Regions from separate parts of the Homo sapiens genome. Here region 2 is linked to region 1. A link is a loop called in an ENCODE intact Hi-C map of the cell type or tissue named here. Cell type or tissue: heart left ventricle. All regions are shown on one strand.

Region 1 (8,000 bases):
CGATCCTTGGAATACCAGCCATTGTGGAATGCTGTGGATTCCTTGTTGCTCTGCAAAATCTATAATCCATTTCTTAGAACACTCACTGGTAAATATGCTAGTGACTAACTCTATCTCTTACAGCTTCCTTCAGTATAGATACAACAAGCATGAATTGAGTGCTCATCATGCATCTCCATAAATTCTCACATCATTAAAACATTAGTAATATTATCCCCATTTTAAAGATGAGGGAACTGTTGCTCAGAAAAATTACTTTCCTAGAATCACATAGATAGAGAGACTGAACTGGGATTCCAAGTCCAGTTTGAAGTCCAGTGTCCCTTTTTTCTACCATTTGTAAACCAACAGTCCAAAGGACCTGAGGCCACTTCTAGGAAGTGCGATAACATCAAACTTTGATTCCCCACTCACTGATTCTGCTACTTCCCCTTTCTCTGTTATCCCTGCACCTCTGGGCTCCTTCTTCACTCACCAGTTAGGGGAGTCTGAGACAGCAGGGCTGAATGGAGGAGGTACTATATTTTTTAAATTTCCTGATCCTAAAAGCTATCACAGGAAAAAAAAATCAAAAGAAACAAACACTGTCAAGCTACAGACACACCTGAAACCTTCAAAATTTCTCAGAAACTTTAGCAAAAACATTCACTGAGGTTAGAGCTTAGTCCCCACATTAATGTCACAAAAATCAGGAGTATGCAAAAGTGAGACACCCAAAATTATGACTTCTTAAGAAAAGCAAAAATCAGGGGTAAAATTCCAGAGAAAATGGCTGAGTCTTGGCCAGTGGTTCTCAAACTTTAGCATCCATCAGATTCTTCTGGAGGATTTTTTTAAAACACAAATTATTTGGTCCCACTCCCAAGAGTTTCTGATTGAGTAGGGTGGGAGTGAGGCCACAGAATTTGCATTTCCAATGTATTTCCAAGTGACGCTGCTCATGCTGCTGGTCTGAAGGCCATACTTCCAGAACAACTGGCTTAGGGTGATTATTTGCCTAATGAATGAACTCTTTACATTAGAGAAATAGGTCTCTGTTGGATTCCTTTAATAATTAGTTAACAAACAAGTACTAAGCTAATTAGTACTAATCAGAGGCAAGGAACCATTATGGCAAACAGCCTGAATTCTGGAGCCAGACTGCCCAGGTTAAAATCCCAACTCTGCCAATCATTGTGTGACCACCGGCAAGTTCCTTAGCCTCTTTTGAGTCTGTTTCTTTATCTGTAGAAAACAGATGATAATTATAATACATATAACATAAGAATATTGGGAGGACTGAAGGGGTTAATGTATCTAAAATACTCACAATAGTGGCCAGCATGTTAAGTGCTCTGTTAAGCATAAAATACAAGCACTATTATTATTATAATTTCTTCTACCTCTAGAACTGCCAACCACTGTATTAGGACTTGGGGATAGAGCTGTGAACAGAACATATATGGTCCCTGTACTCATGAAGTTACAACTAGCAAAGAAGATACAACTTAAACAGGTGTTTCCAAGCATTATCTGCTTAAATCAGAAGGCTGAATGCAGGGAAACAAAGAAAATGCTACAAAGTCATTACAGATTGGAGATCAATCAGGCATTAAAAACACCTTTTAAATTAGAATATACACCAAGGGAAAAATATAACTTTTCTGGAACAAACTATTGCAGCTTTTAAAATATAATGGTATGAAAAAAAACTCTTCCCAGTCGATTTCTCAGATTTCTCAACACCTAACACGTGTCATGCACTCTGTACCGGGGTTATAAAAGTGAATAGACTGTAGTATCTTCATCCAAAGACCTCCTAGGCTGTTAGAAGAAAAATGTATGTCAAGAAATAATTACACTACAATGAGAGAAGTTCTTGAAGAACTATAGGAAAAATGAAACAGTAGTGTGTAACTGCCCAAAAGAGTCTGTGTAACTGCCCAAAATTCACAAATAATATTTAAGTTGGGTCTCGAAGGGTGAATAGCAGTTGACAAGCAGAAAAAAGGGCAAATGATACTCTGCGGGGAGGAAACAGTACGTGCAAAGTCAAGAAGACATGAAAAGGCCTGGTTTGCCCAGAGATTGAGGAGATGTCTGATGTGGCTGAAAGGCTGGTGAGTGATAAGGACCAGCAGGAGATGAGCTTAGTCTCAGTGCTGTGAAAATATCACCAATTTTCTGAATAATGTGCATTTGGAGCTGTCTGGATAAGGGTTGAAGATGGTAAGGAAATAAATATGTAAAGTGATAGTCCATGGGTTTTTCAATGCAAATCTGAAGTTACCCTTGCACTATTCCCTCCAGAAGGTGAATATTTTAATGGTAGACAATAGTATTTAGCTCCATTTGCCTAGGTCTTATACGCCAGCAACAAATAATAAAAACAGCAGCAGGAATAGCTAATGTTGAGTCCTTAGCAGGTTGTACTATGAGCTTTATACACTTGAACCTGTTCAATCCCGCAACAAGCCCATGAAATATAAATAAGACAATGAAGTGCAGAAATGGTATGTAACGTGCTCAAGGTCACACAATAAGTCCCAGGGTGGGCATTTTACACCAGAGCCAAAGTTCAACCACTCACCCTCGAGTCTACTATCCTTCCTCCATGAAGGATGCTCTCGGATTTTGTAGGGCCTGAAGCTTTTATGTAAAGGCTCTTTAAGAAAAGGAATACAATTATGAATATGAGATTAAGTACAATAGTGATATTTATTTACAGTAAGAAAAAAGTTTAAAAACAAATACCTTGAGCTTTGAGGATGTAGGTCCCTTTTATCTGATCAGTGTACCCTTTGCAGGGCTGGATTAATGAAGTTTGCTTGATAGGGCACTAGGCCCATTATTGGCACTCACCTCTAGAACAAAGAAAAATACTGGCCCTTCCAAGGCAAAACAAAGGCAGACTTTTCCCCCAACAGATCCCTTTTCCTTTGTAAGAGACACTACGCAGACCTTTGGTCCTCCACTGAACTACATTTAAAATAGCTTTTGTGAAGGATAGACACAGTGGCCATTCTTATATATGTGTGTGCAAGCAGCAAAGAAGTGATTGTAATATGAACAATGTGTACTTCTTCCCACTTCTGACAGAATAGACGACATTGTGTCCTGAGCCTGGGAGGGGGTTGGGGGCCAAAATAAAGAAACCAAACCTTAAGTTTTATTACATGAAATTCTGATAAAAAGCACTTCGAAGCCTCTTTCCCATCATCAAAAAACCACACTGGGCAAGATCAGAGCTTAACAGCCAACAAAAAAACACATTCAATCCCTGAGATCATTTTCCTGAAATAGAAAACTACATATGTTTCTCAAATTTCACATCAAGCCACTGCAGAGGCCAGACTGCAGGGCTGATTTGGGCCAAAGTAAGTAAGAGAGAAGGGAGAGAGGAGGGGGATGGGGTGGGAAAGGGAGTAAACAGGAGAAAATGAGCCCGTTCTTCCACATCACCACATTTCTCTAGCACAATCTAAACTTACAAACACCCCCTGTTTCACAGAACTTGTAGTGAGGCTTGCTTATCGGGCAGCCTTTACTTTGTCAAATTAAGACACATTGCCTTGGATTAGCAAGACTCCTTAAATTCAAAATGACTTCACGGTTGGCTCAGAGTGCAGTGTCTCTAGGGCCAGCCGCCAGGAACACATCCACTGCAGAGGTCCCTCCCCCACATACTGACCTACCTGACTTTTCCATGGAGACAGCAGAGCAAAATCCTAAGCAGACAGGCTGTCAATGTTAATTAAAGGTCCAAACACCTCTTTAGAAACTATCTCCAGCTCAATATTTATACAGAACATAAGACTCCTAACAGGCAGGGTTGGGGAGAAGAGGAGGAGGTTAAGGGCGGAAATAGGTTTGAATGGCATTTGGAATCCATTAATTTTTAAAAGACAGGCTGCCACCTTATATAGACCCAGAGAGGTTCAAAATGTAACAAAACCAGGAAGATGAATGAGCTGAAGATTGTTTAGAAAGCCTGGCAAGAGTGCTCCGCTTTTGAAAAGAATAATATCTGGGCAATAATGAGAGCTGACATTTTTTATTGGTGAATGCAGTTTTTGGCACATTTTAACAATACAGGTTGACAATTTTTTGTATTTAACAAAAGGAAAAGCAATCTTCTAAATGATCTGGGAACAGAGGGCTCCCTGACTGCAATTTCTTAATAACATGTAAGAATTCTCTTCAAAGGCCCTTGATAATTTACAGAGAAGAAGGAAAAATGAAGAAAAATTTTAAAAGAAGGTATATTTTTTCGAAAAAGAAACAAAATAGAAGTAGTAAAGGAGAAAAAGGAGGAAAGGAAAGGGTACAGCATTTTAACATTAAATCATAGCCCAAAGGGTTGGATTCTAAGGTTTGACTTTAGCAATCTCCTTTCAAAGGAATGAGTTTTAAAGGAGAATCCAAAAGGAGATGCTGGTCAACCCCACTACATCTTACAGACTCAGAACTTTGGGCCTGGGAAGTACTAAATAAATCACCCACTCCAAGCAGCACATTTTGCAGATGAGAAAAGTCTGATATGGGTGCCAGGGGCCCCAAGTTACCTGGTTGGACCAGACACGAGTCTTACGAGCTCCAAGCCACACCACTTCTGTATCTTGTGATGTAGGTCCTGAAAACCGCCAAGCCTTAAGAGCTCTAGTGCCACTTGATTCCAAGACTGAATACTGATACCTTTAACCAGATTGACTGATTTGAACCTCTACCAAGGTTCTTGAGACTACCAAGAATCACATAAGTATAACATATTCCGAAAGTATGAAGTTCACAAAATAGTCCACTGACAGAGTTAGCCACCCTGGGTAAGAAATGAATTTAAGAGTTCACAAAGACTGAGATGCCCACTGTATCCTGAGGGAGGCCTTCTTGGGTCAGGAAAAAGACTCCTGAACAAGGCATGATCCAGGAATGTACCCCTTAAAATTTAACTCTTATTCCACACACTGGCTTCACCCTCAGAATGAAACCCTTCTGAGTTTCAGTTCTGTTCCCTGAAACACGAGATCTAACTCTCTAGCATCTTCACAGTTCCAAAACATTTTCAACAGAGAATATAGTATCATATCTATTTGTAAGTGAGGAATCAAATTCAGAGAGAGTTCTACTTTATCATATTGAAAAAGCAAATGAAATTAAATTCCAAAAGTGATTCAAGGTCTCAGAGAAAATTGTTCAGTAAAGGAAAAGCTATACTGCTGCTCAGTTGGAAAATGACAGTCATGCTAGAGATCATCTTTCAGCCACATAAAATCCACATCTAGACGTACACAGCAGAGAACTGGGGAAAAAGCTTTATAGAAATGGAACAGATTCAGACTAGTGGTTCTCAGTGAAGAGTGCACATCATAATCGTCGAGGTCACACAGTTTTACCCTTTCCTCCAAAGGACAAAGATGGGGCTTCTCACCCTTTTCTATCCAGATTTGCTTTACTAATGAAAAGAGAAAGAAGCAACCTCAACCTTCCTCAGACTTTGCCTCAATGTAGCAGAGAGGGACAGTCAGTGATGTAACAAGTGAGTACAAGTGCAAGGCACAGTCCCTGAGAACCTGTGCCTTAACTCATGCTTCTCATGATGTTAGCACCTCCTACTTCCTCCTACTCCCTCCGACTCCCCCACTGCCTCCAGCCCGACTGACCCAGCATGCTTCATCCTCTCTCGCCCTCCCTGGACTTTAAGCCTCTGAACTCAGGTTGGGCTGGCCTGAAATCTCCTGGGCACCTACCCATTTCTTCACCCCCACAATGTCTCTGAGACCCCTCAGTGGATGACTCTCTCCACAGGTAGCCAAAATCAAATCCCAAGCCAGGGAGGAGGTGGAGAAAAAGGTCATCGAACCACAGGTTTACTAGGTTTCTAAATGGTCCCTCTTCCTCACCCCATCCACAAGCTATTTAACTGAGTTCGGATTTATCTTAAAAGTGGCAGAGCAAAACTTTGAACTAAGGATTATTTGGCTCTTATACGGGTTTGAATAGTCAAATACATGTGTACCTATCAATTACTGGATTAGGGAGAGAATGCCTCACAGATGCTTTACTAATATATATGTAAGGAATAAGTGAATGAATGAATGTATTAATGAATAATGAAACTTGTGAGTTACATTGCTCAGATTATATACTATCTCCCTCATGATCACCACCTTCTCCCTTTACCTTGTGACTATCATTGGACTATAAATTGGTGTCTGTGATACTGGTCAATGTAAATTGCTGAGAAATTATGATTTTGAGTGTCTTTTTACCCACCCCATATCAATTCTCCCTTTTTATTTAGTAAGAAAACCCCAATATTTGGATAGGAAGACACCCAGATAAAAGCCTACACTGCCCCGATTCCCCTTCACCTCAGTTTGATTATAAACCTAGCTGCTGGTCAATAATATACAAGCACAAGTATGACGTAGATCTTCTAAGAAGATTGTTTAAAGAAGGCTCACTCCAATGTGAGGCACATCCTTTGTATGCACCACACCCACTTCCTTCTTCCTGCTACATGGACTGTGGACTTGATAATGGAAACTTCAACCGCCATCTTGGACCATGAGGTGATCTTGAAAATAGAACTCAGGACTAAAAAACATCAAAAAAGCTAGTGTCCTTGATGACTTTATGGGGAAATCACAGTAGCCCAAGACTCCATATATCTATATTTATTCACAGGAAAGAATGAGCCCTTATGTGTTTAAGTAACTGTTATTTTGAAATGCCTATTATTTCTACTATCATTAGTGAAGAGATAAGGATATTTCTTCTGTAGAGAGTGAAAACACTCTTCTTTCTCAAAAATAAGGGTAAAGAATATCTAATATTTACTGGTTATTTCTCAGCACTATTAAATATACTAAAAAATAAGCTGGTGAGAGAGGATGACTGAATCCTTCCTAGAACTTAGAAGAGCTGCTTTAAATACCACTGTTCTGAGAAATCATCCTTCAACACAACCATAAAACAATGCAAATCAAGGAGCTTTAGCATCAAGCACATCAGAAGTAACTGTGCTTCTCCCCTTACTCTCAGACACCTTTAATTTTTAATTTTATGACACTCCCTGGGGTATCCTTGCCAAAAAAAGTTACTTCTAGGATGATATAAATTCAATCAATTTTACTTTCATCCCACAGATTTCTAGTATTTTAAAAAATCAATTCTTAAACCACAATAAGAGACTACTTTATATCTACTACAATGGGTATAATTTTTTTAAAGGAGAGGGAAATAAGAGCTGGGGAGGATGTGGAGGAATTAGAACTTTCATATATTTCTGGTGGGAATGTAAAATGGAGCAGCCATAGTGGAAACATCTGGTGGTTCCTCACCAAGCTAAACTTAGAATGACCCTATGGAACCAGTAATTTCACTCCTTAGATATACACCAAAAAGAACTAAAAGCAGAGACCCAAAGATACTTATATACCAATGTTCGCCACAGCATCATTGACAATAGCCAAAAGGTAGAAACGATGCAAATGTCCACCAACAGGTCCATTTGGACAAGATGAATGGACAAGCAAAATGTAGTATATGCACACAATAGGATGTGATTATTCAGTCATAAAAAAGAAAGGCTGACACATGCTCCAGCATAGACACACCTTGAAAACATTATGTTAAGTGAAATATGCCAGACGCAAAAGGATAAATACTATATAAGTCTACTTAAATGGGGTATCTGGAATAGGCAAATTCATAGCAGACATAAAGTAGATTAGAGTTTAAGAGGGGAGAGGGAGGGATAAAAATAGTAAAGTTTTTATCTGTTCACTCAGCCGTGGGCGGATCACAAGGTCAGGAGTTCAAGACCTGCCTAACCAATATGGTGAAACCCTGTCTCTACTAAAAATACAAAAATTAGTCAGGTGTGGTGGCACACACCTGTAGTCCCAGCTACTCAGTAGGCTAAGGCAGGAGAATCGCTTGAACCCTGGAGGCAGAGGTTGCAGTGAGCCAAAATTACGACACTGCACTCCGGCCTGGGCGACAGAGCAAGACCCTGT
Region 2 (8,000 bases), 200 kb before region 1:
TCCTTATCTGTCGATGGGGATCATCTCATTAACCACAGAGCTGTGTCTAAGTCCTAGATGGGGTAATGTGTATAAAGATCCTAGGACACAGTATGCTCTCAAGGCATGTTAAGCCACAGATGGCTTAATTCTGCAACTTTCTGGGACGGTGGAAAAGTTTGGTGTCCAAAGAGCTGGGTGCAGGTCCAGCCTCTACTCATTATTAGCTTCGTCTCTTTGGTAGGCTCTTCTTTCTCTTCCCTCCTGGATTCTCTCCTATGTTCATCTCACTGCCTACATCTCTTAGGGTCAGCTCATCCAGTCCTATGTGTGCAATGACAATTTTTATCCCACACTCAGGCCTTGCTCCTGAGCTCCACATGGAACCTTTGACCTGGATGGCTAATCGACATGTCTTGTTCTGTAGCTCTGGGATGAAGGATGGCACGTTATATTTTTGACATGTCAGAAGTATCTCTGTCTCAGGATACCATTCTTGACTTCCTGATCATTCATCGCTCTCATCTGCCCCACAGTAGGTCACGGTGCTCTGTCAAATATTTTTCAAACACAAGTCTTCCTGTTTCCAACTATTGCCACTACGTTAGTCCAGCCCTTCATCATTTCTTGCTTGGATTATTACAAGGGTGATGAAACTGGATTAAACTCGTTTCCCTGACCCAAATAGTGTCCTCCATCCTGTACTCTCTTAAGCGTCACTCAGAGAATCTTTCATACCTCCACCACAATGATCTTTCTAATACACAAATTTAATTCTATCATTCTCCTTACTAAAGTCCTTGAGCAGCTTGCCACGACATATGGGACTGTCTGATGTAGCTTTTACCTTTTTGTCTCCTGAAATCCCCTATGTTATCATTTCCCAATCCTCTGCCCCCATCATTTTTATTGCACCAAGCCCATCATAAGCTAGGCCTCAGACTTAAGTGAACCTGAAATTCCCCTTGTGCCATTTTCTTTCTCAACTCTTAGTGTTCATAAATTCTTGTCTCACTGATTAGAGGGCACTCCCTCTCGCTTTCCCCTAGCTAACTTATACATATTCCTTTTTTTTTTTTTTTTTTTTTGAGTCTTGCTCTGTCCCCCAGCTGAAGTGAAGTGGCAAAATCTCGGCTCACTGCAACCTCTGCCTCCTGGGTTCAAGTGATTCTCCTGCCTCAGCCTCCCAAGTAGCTGGGATTACAGGCACATGCCACCACGCCCAGCTAATGTTTATATTTTTAGTAGAGATGGGTTTCACCAGTGTTGGCCAGGTGGTCTTGAACTCCTGACCTCAAGTGATCCGCCCGTCTCGGCCTCCCAAAGTGCTGGGATTACAGGCATGAGCCACTGCACCCAGCCACTTACTTATTCATATTCTTTTAAGAACATGCATAACCCAGCACTTTGGGAGGCTAAGGCCAGCAGATCACTGGGAGGTCAGGAGTTCTGAGACCAGCCTGGCTGACATGGTGAAACCCTGGCTCTACTAAAAATACAAAAATTAGCTAGGTGTGGTGGCACGTGCCTGTAGTACCAACTACTTGGGAGGCTGAAGCAGGAGAATCACTTGAACCCAGGAGGTGGAGGTTACAGTAAGCCAAGATCGTGCCACTGCACTCTATCCTGGGCGACAGGGTGAGACTCCGTCTCAAAAACAAACAAACAAACAAACAAACGAACATGTGTAGGACTGAACTCAATGTTATCTCCTCTGAAAAGCCTTCCATAAACCCTGACTTCTACCACAATGCTGGGTTAGGTACTCCTGCCTGCATCTTCACTTAACTCTGTAATTCCTGTATTGTAGCTTGTCATAACATACTCTGCATATGTTGTAAGTGTACATCTCTACAAATACATCTGTAATGTGTATTAACAGGTAATGTGTACCTGTTTGTAAATTAGATCACTACACAAGTGCAGGACATGGCTACCATTATCATTAACAGGACAATGACACTAACATTAAGGGCAATAATAGGATATAAAACACATCTAATATTATCTGTAAGCAAGACATGGTTAATAAAGATCGGGCTTACCAAATTTTCCTCTTCTATTTGGGGGTTTCAAAGTGGTTAAGAGTGTTCTCATAGAGTTTGCCTTTCCTAGAAACCCAATCTCTTTATTTCAGTCTCAGCAAAACAAGATACACACAAAACCTATCCACAGGTATCTCCTGAGGTTTAGCAATCTGAGTGGGTGGGGAGGGCACTGAGCAGGTCTGTCACCCTACCAAACAGTCCTCAAATTTGGATAGAGGGAGGCAGCCAAATGTTGCCTGCAATATCCTGAATTACTTGCAAAGTATTCTGGACTCCTTAAACACTGAATTCCTTATTCTTTATCATTCTTGAAACTCATATGTGATCACAGATAAAATTTAATCCATATGTTTCTCATTCATTTATAGTTAATGCACCCAGATTGCTTTGCAAGAGAGAGAGAATAGCCAAAAAAACTCTGAAGCCTTCCAAAAGTTCCTCCACATTTTCTCTCTCCTATAGACAAGAAGCCACACTTGGCCTTCTATATACAAATGCCTAACTGGCTCCAGTGAGCCCAGACTGGTTTTCAGCTTTGAAAGCTCTGAGAGCTGTGTGCCTTCAAAGATATAAAATTATATCATGCATTTTTCACAATCCAAACAATCTGTGGTGGGTAAACACATATTGGTCTATTCTATGGATCACGCAAGGGAGGAGGAGTGGGTGGGGCAGAGTGGGTGCAGGGGAGAGAGCTAACGAGGAGGTAGCGTGCTCCATCTGCACAATACTCATCAGTTGCAGTCTTAGCTCTGTTGCTCTGACATCACGTAGTGAGGTGGATCCTGAGTCAGAACCATATCTTCTATTTCTGTCAAATCCTCCAGGAGTGAGCATAGTACTAATTATGAATTAGTTCTCTAATACGGCAAAACCAATGCTCTTTTTTGATTCTAAACTGGCTGGTAGGAAAAATGGCTCCCTCCTGCAGACTTTAGAGTTCCGTTAAAAGGATGCCTGAGGGCAGTCTCCAGCCGAGAGTCTCTGCTGTGTGACCTTGGTCTTTGGGGTGTTCATCTGAAAAATGGGACAAATAAGACCTCTCTTACAGATCTGTAAAGATTAAATGTGGCACAGTCTATTACTGGCCTTGGTACAGTGCCGGGTACATTCAGTGACCCAGAGAAATGTAGCCTGTGTTAATATCATCACCTCCATACAAGCCAGGGTGAGTTTCTTATTTATGGATTGGAGCTCATGTGGGGGTTTAACTTTTTTTTAAAAGACTTGACACTATCTTGATTAGAATTCTGAAGTAGGGTACAGAGGTTATAATGGCTCTAGAGAAGAGGGAGAAAGAATCAACACGATCACTCAGATGGGTTAATTTCTACTTGTAAGATCTGTCAGTGGGCATAAGTAAAATTGAGGATTTACCCTGTTTACCGCATATTGTATAAAGGCAAGGAGAGTCCTGCTTGATTTATATCCAAGCATCTTTTACTAAAAGTCAGAATTTCTGTGCATAAGCATCAATCATTGCCTTTTGGAAGTGTTTCCCAATAGAACCCACTTGTGCTTCTCAGGCTTAGCTCAGAGGAATTCAGGATACATCCCTACAAGTCTAGACCTGAAGAATCCTGACCTTCAAAACACTTTCTCCATTTCTGGCCAGATAGAAAATGAGAAGACTAAACTGAATAGGCAAAAAGAATTCAAAACTTTCCATAGACACCTGGGTAGCTCCCCTGCTTGAGTGCAAAAGTATTATGAACTGAGAGGTGTTTATCAAATATCAGTGGAAGTGATGAGGGTGAAGGAATTTAACCCTTCCATCTTCTCTATAACAAAGGGGATTGATGAGAGGATTAAGAAAGTATGATGGCTGGATGGGAGGAAGTCAGCAGAAGAGAACTGAAGAGAGAGGGTCTGAAAGCCTACATTCCCTAGCTGCCTGATATGTTACCTGGGGCAGCACACGGCGGTACATGTGCCAGCACATCTGCGGCAGGCAGAACTGCTCACAGCCTCTTTCCTGCCAGGTCTGGACTAGGCCTGTGAATCTTTCCCAGGCCTGGGTGCCTGGAAGCCACTGCAATCAGCAGGGTGACCTATCTGTGAAAGGTGGGCCAGTTTCACACACATTCTTCCAGCTAAGATACTAGGCAAGCCTGAGTCACTCCCAGTTTTAATGGAAAAGGAAACTGAGCTTCAGAAAATCAACTCAAGTTCCTTCCTGGGATTACACATAGGGCAGAACCAAGACTTAGACCCAAATCTGACTCACAAGTCCATATCCTTCCTAAGTCACTTTTTTTTTTTTTTGGAGAAAAAAAAAAGATTGAAATAAGGAGAAGCAAGGAAATAGCAGGCAGACAGCACCTTCTTCCACATTAGGTCTGGAGGCAGCCCAGGTCCTTCTATGCCCTAAATGGAATATGTCCCTTGGTAAATTCAAGAGAGGTAATGGGATTTTCCTATGTCAGGAAAAAAGAAAAAAAAAATCACACATTTTGGTGGTATCTTTTCCCTCTTCTCCATATTCAACATTTTCTAAAAATGTTAAGTGAGCCTCATGTTAAAAAAAAAAGAAAACACTTAAAAATTGTTTTTCTATTTAAATGAATTTCTATAAAAGAGAAATGGTTTGTAACACAGAGGCAAGGGACAGTAAAAAAGAAGAAAGAGCCCTCAGAGGGAAAGTGGATCCGGGAGGGCTTAACCTCTGCCTGTACTCTATAAAAGATCACGCTAATATGTAAGGTATGTAAACACTGCAGAACAATCAGAAACAAATGAAATGATGGCTTCAGAGTAACAGTATTCAGCTGCAGGCAACAGCCAGGAGGCAGCTTTTGTTATGAACAGATCATAACAAAATGCCTTCGATGTGAAGCAGGCCTGATTTTAACCCTTGGAATAGGCTATCTAGGGTATGAACCTGTATCTGGGGCTCATCTGGACTTCTTTAGAAGAATAAAAGGAAGAAAAGCAACTGTCTGTCAAATATATGACATGATATAGGGTACAGTCAGTCCTGTGAGAGTGGCTTAAATAGAGATTGTGGTTTTTATTTATTTTTTATTATTATTTTTTTGAGATGGAGTCTCACTCTGTCACCCAGGCTGGAGTGCAATGGCGCGATCTCGGCTCACTGCAACTTCTGCCTCCTGGGTTCAAAGGATTCTTCTGCCTCAGTCTCTCGAGTAGCTGGGACTGCAGTTGCTCACCACCAAGCCCGGCTAATTTTTTGTATTTTCAGTAGAGATGGGGTTTCGCCATATTGGCTAGGCTGGTCTCGAACTCCTGACCTTGTGATCTGCCCACCTTGGTCTCCTAAAGTGCTGGGATTACAGGCATGAGCCACCGCGCCAGGCCAGAGATTGTGTATTATTGATCTGTAACATATTTAGCTCATAAAGCAACCTGTGCCAATTATAATTGCTCTTACTGTCATTTTTTTTTAAAAAAAGGCATTACAAATGAATGCAGTGGGGGAAAAGGGAGGGAAGGCAACTAACATTTGCCAAGCAGCTACTATGTGCTGTTTCATATTCTTATCTATAATTTTCATGATAATCTACCATTTCCTTTAGTTTACAGATAAACCATGGCTCACAGAAGGTCAAAGCCTTGCTCATTGTCCTACAGGTACCAAGTAGCAGAATGGGGATTTGATCTGGGTCTGACTCCAAAGCCTGTTCCTTTTATATCCAGCTGCCTCTCAGCTACTTGGGAAGCAGGAAACTCAATGAATGCAGGGGCATCAGTGGAACCAGCCCTTCCCCTTTCCAGACATTTTAGCTGTTCTTGTGTGTTTACAGAGAGGGGCCCAAGGGTCAGAGTACTGCCCAGGGGTATTCTCAAGAGTGAACCCAAACCCCATTTCTGGAGATCTGTGCACTTTCCTTCTCTCTCTCCACTCATCATGTGGCTGAGACAAGATAAAATGAAACTGTCTACCAGGGTCAGCCTGGCTTCCAGGATGTGTGAATTCCCACAGAACCCTCTTTGTGTTGATACCCTCTGTGCATAGTGTGGGCTTATTTGCCATTGGCCTGGCAATTTGAGAATTTGGCTCTCACCTGCAGGGCAGATGTCAGAGTCAGGAGTAAGAGCTATTTTTCCATTTCATTGGCTTGCTCTCATAGGGTGTGACTGAGCACTCAGCCTTGGTGGGAGGAAGCACCCCTCCATGCCTAGTGCTGGTTGCTGAGGCGTGGGGGCTAGTGGAACTGATTCCTTGGGTGCCTGGTGCCAGGAAGAAGCAGTGTTGGGGTGTACCCAGGTCAGGAATCACAGATCCATGCAGCAAGTTATGAGGCCCTCTTGAATCTTGGCTTCTTCCCGTGTAAAAGACAGACAAGAATATTCACCTTACCGGATATTTGGGAAAATTGGAGGCAATGTTAGACAAACCCTACATACTGCCTTCACATAGTAAATAATCAACATGTGAGAGCTAACTATTTAACTTTCTGCACTCTATTTTTTTAAGCTAGGAAATGTTTAATCTACATGTTTCTGAGTTCAGAGTCCAGACTAGTATGGTTAATCCTGGTAAGATACAAACAACAAAGGTGCTGGAAGAGGGGAGGGGATGGCTACAAACGCAGCAGGTGCAGGTGGAAGAAATCCAGGTCTTAAGTTTTCCATGCCAGATGAGGGTTGCTGGGTTCTCAATTTGTGTCCCTAGTGGGTTGAAGGTAAAGAGACATCAGATGTTTACACTTGAGGGATTTGTGTTAATTGTTGTAAGAAGTTTATATAATAGCTGCCCCCCAGGGTTGCAGAGCTATGAACTACAGCCTTTTGTGCAGAGCCCCTGGCTTAGTTTCTGACACAGAGTAGCTGCCTAATATGGGATAGGAGAGTAGGGGCCAGGAATTATCTGGGGCTCTTGGGAATCAAGATTCTCCAGAACAGAGACACTTCACATGACCCTTCGGCAAACATTCAGCTGAGCACCTTCTATGTGTCAGGTCCTGTGAAAAAGAGAGATGAAAAAGATACTGTGCTTGTCCTTGTTTCCCATGCAGTTGGGATATCTAACAGTTAATGCAAGAATGGCAAGATATTCTGATAAGCACCTCAATAAAGATAAAAGTTCTTAGTATAATATCAGCTTGAAGAAGGCATGGTTTGGCTGAAAGGTAAACTATACAGTAAGAATTTTTAAAAATCACAAATGCTGGATTGGCATATGTGTGATGAAAAGACAGTGGATTTATTTGCACTTTCTCATTTTATAATTATCACAAGCCGGTGAGATAGGTATCTTTATCCCCATTTTAAAGATGAGGGAACTGAGGATTAGCAGGGTCATGTAACTTGCCCAAAGACAGGCAGCCACGGAGCAGATGTGAAAATAAAATGTCAGACCTCTGAGTGGAAGGGCAGGTATGTGTCAGATCCTAAAGAACCCTTCATGACATGCAGAAATAGAATTCTGTTTTTCTTGAAGGCGATGGGAAGATGATCCCCATTTATATGTTGATTGCCTTGTAACTAGATGTCCACAAACACACTGAGGACCCTCTCAAGGATGCATTCAGGGGAACCCAGCTGAACCTGCACAGTGGTTCATTTCTGTTTTGATTCACTCAACAAATGCTCATCACCTGTTCTGCTGCTGACGGTTCTTGTGGTCACAGGCCACATAAATGTCCCACACAGAGTGGGGCCTTCCCTAGCTCTCTGGAGCTACTGGGCTCTAGATCAGCATCAGGGTGTATATGTGTGGTTTCTTCTATTTTACCCCATCATCAGTTCTACACAGAGGAAAAGAGGCTTTGCCTCAAATGCATTTCTCTTTTATTTTTTTATTTTTACTTTTTCTTATTTTATTATTACTATAGTTGAAGTTCTAGGGTACATGTGCACAATGTGCCGGTTAGTTATATATGTATACATGTGCCATGCTGGTGTGCTACACCCATTAACTCGTCATTTAGCATTAGGTATATCTCATAATGCTATCCCTCCCCCGTCCCCCCACCCCACAACAGTCCCCAGAGTGTGATGTTCCCCTTC

What was found. Peaks named below come from ENCODE experiments on the same cell type or tissue, not always from the same donor. Only the 100,000 strongest peaks of a DNase experiment are listed, where the experiment ranks them.
Region 2: it touches region 1 in a loop (9-fold over the local background); 4 of 110 quality-filtered maps call a loop at or near these places.

Annotation. Positions count from the first base shown.
Region 1 is chr1:59,388,969-59,396,968 of GRCh38, reverse strand. The region is part of intron 5 of FGGY (FGGY carbohydrate kinase domain containing); the gene reads right to left. Among named protein-coding and RNA genes, the nearest start is that of FGGY, 96 kb to the right of the region's middle. In heart left ventricle, no CTCF peak of the experiment used is centred here; a DNase peak (open chromatin) is centred at 3,628; H3K4me3 peaks cover 428 bases; H3K27ac peaks cover 3,649 bases.
Region 2 is chr1:59,592,754-59,600,753 of GRCh38, reverse strand. All of the region lies in intron 8 of FGGY (FGGY carbohydrate kinase domain containing), which reads right to left. Among named protein-coding and RNA genes, the nearest start is that of MIR4711, 140 kb to the left of the region's middle. In heart left ventricle, no CTCF peak of the experiment used is centred here; no DNase peak of the experiment used is centred here; H3K27ac peaks cover 537 bases.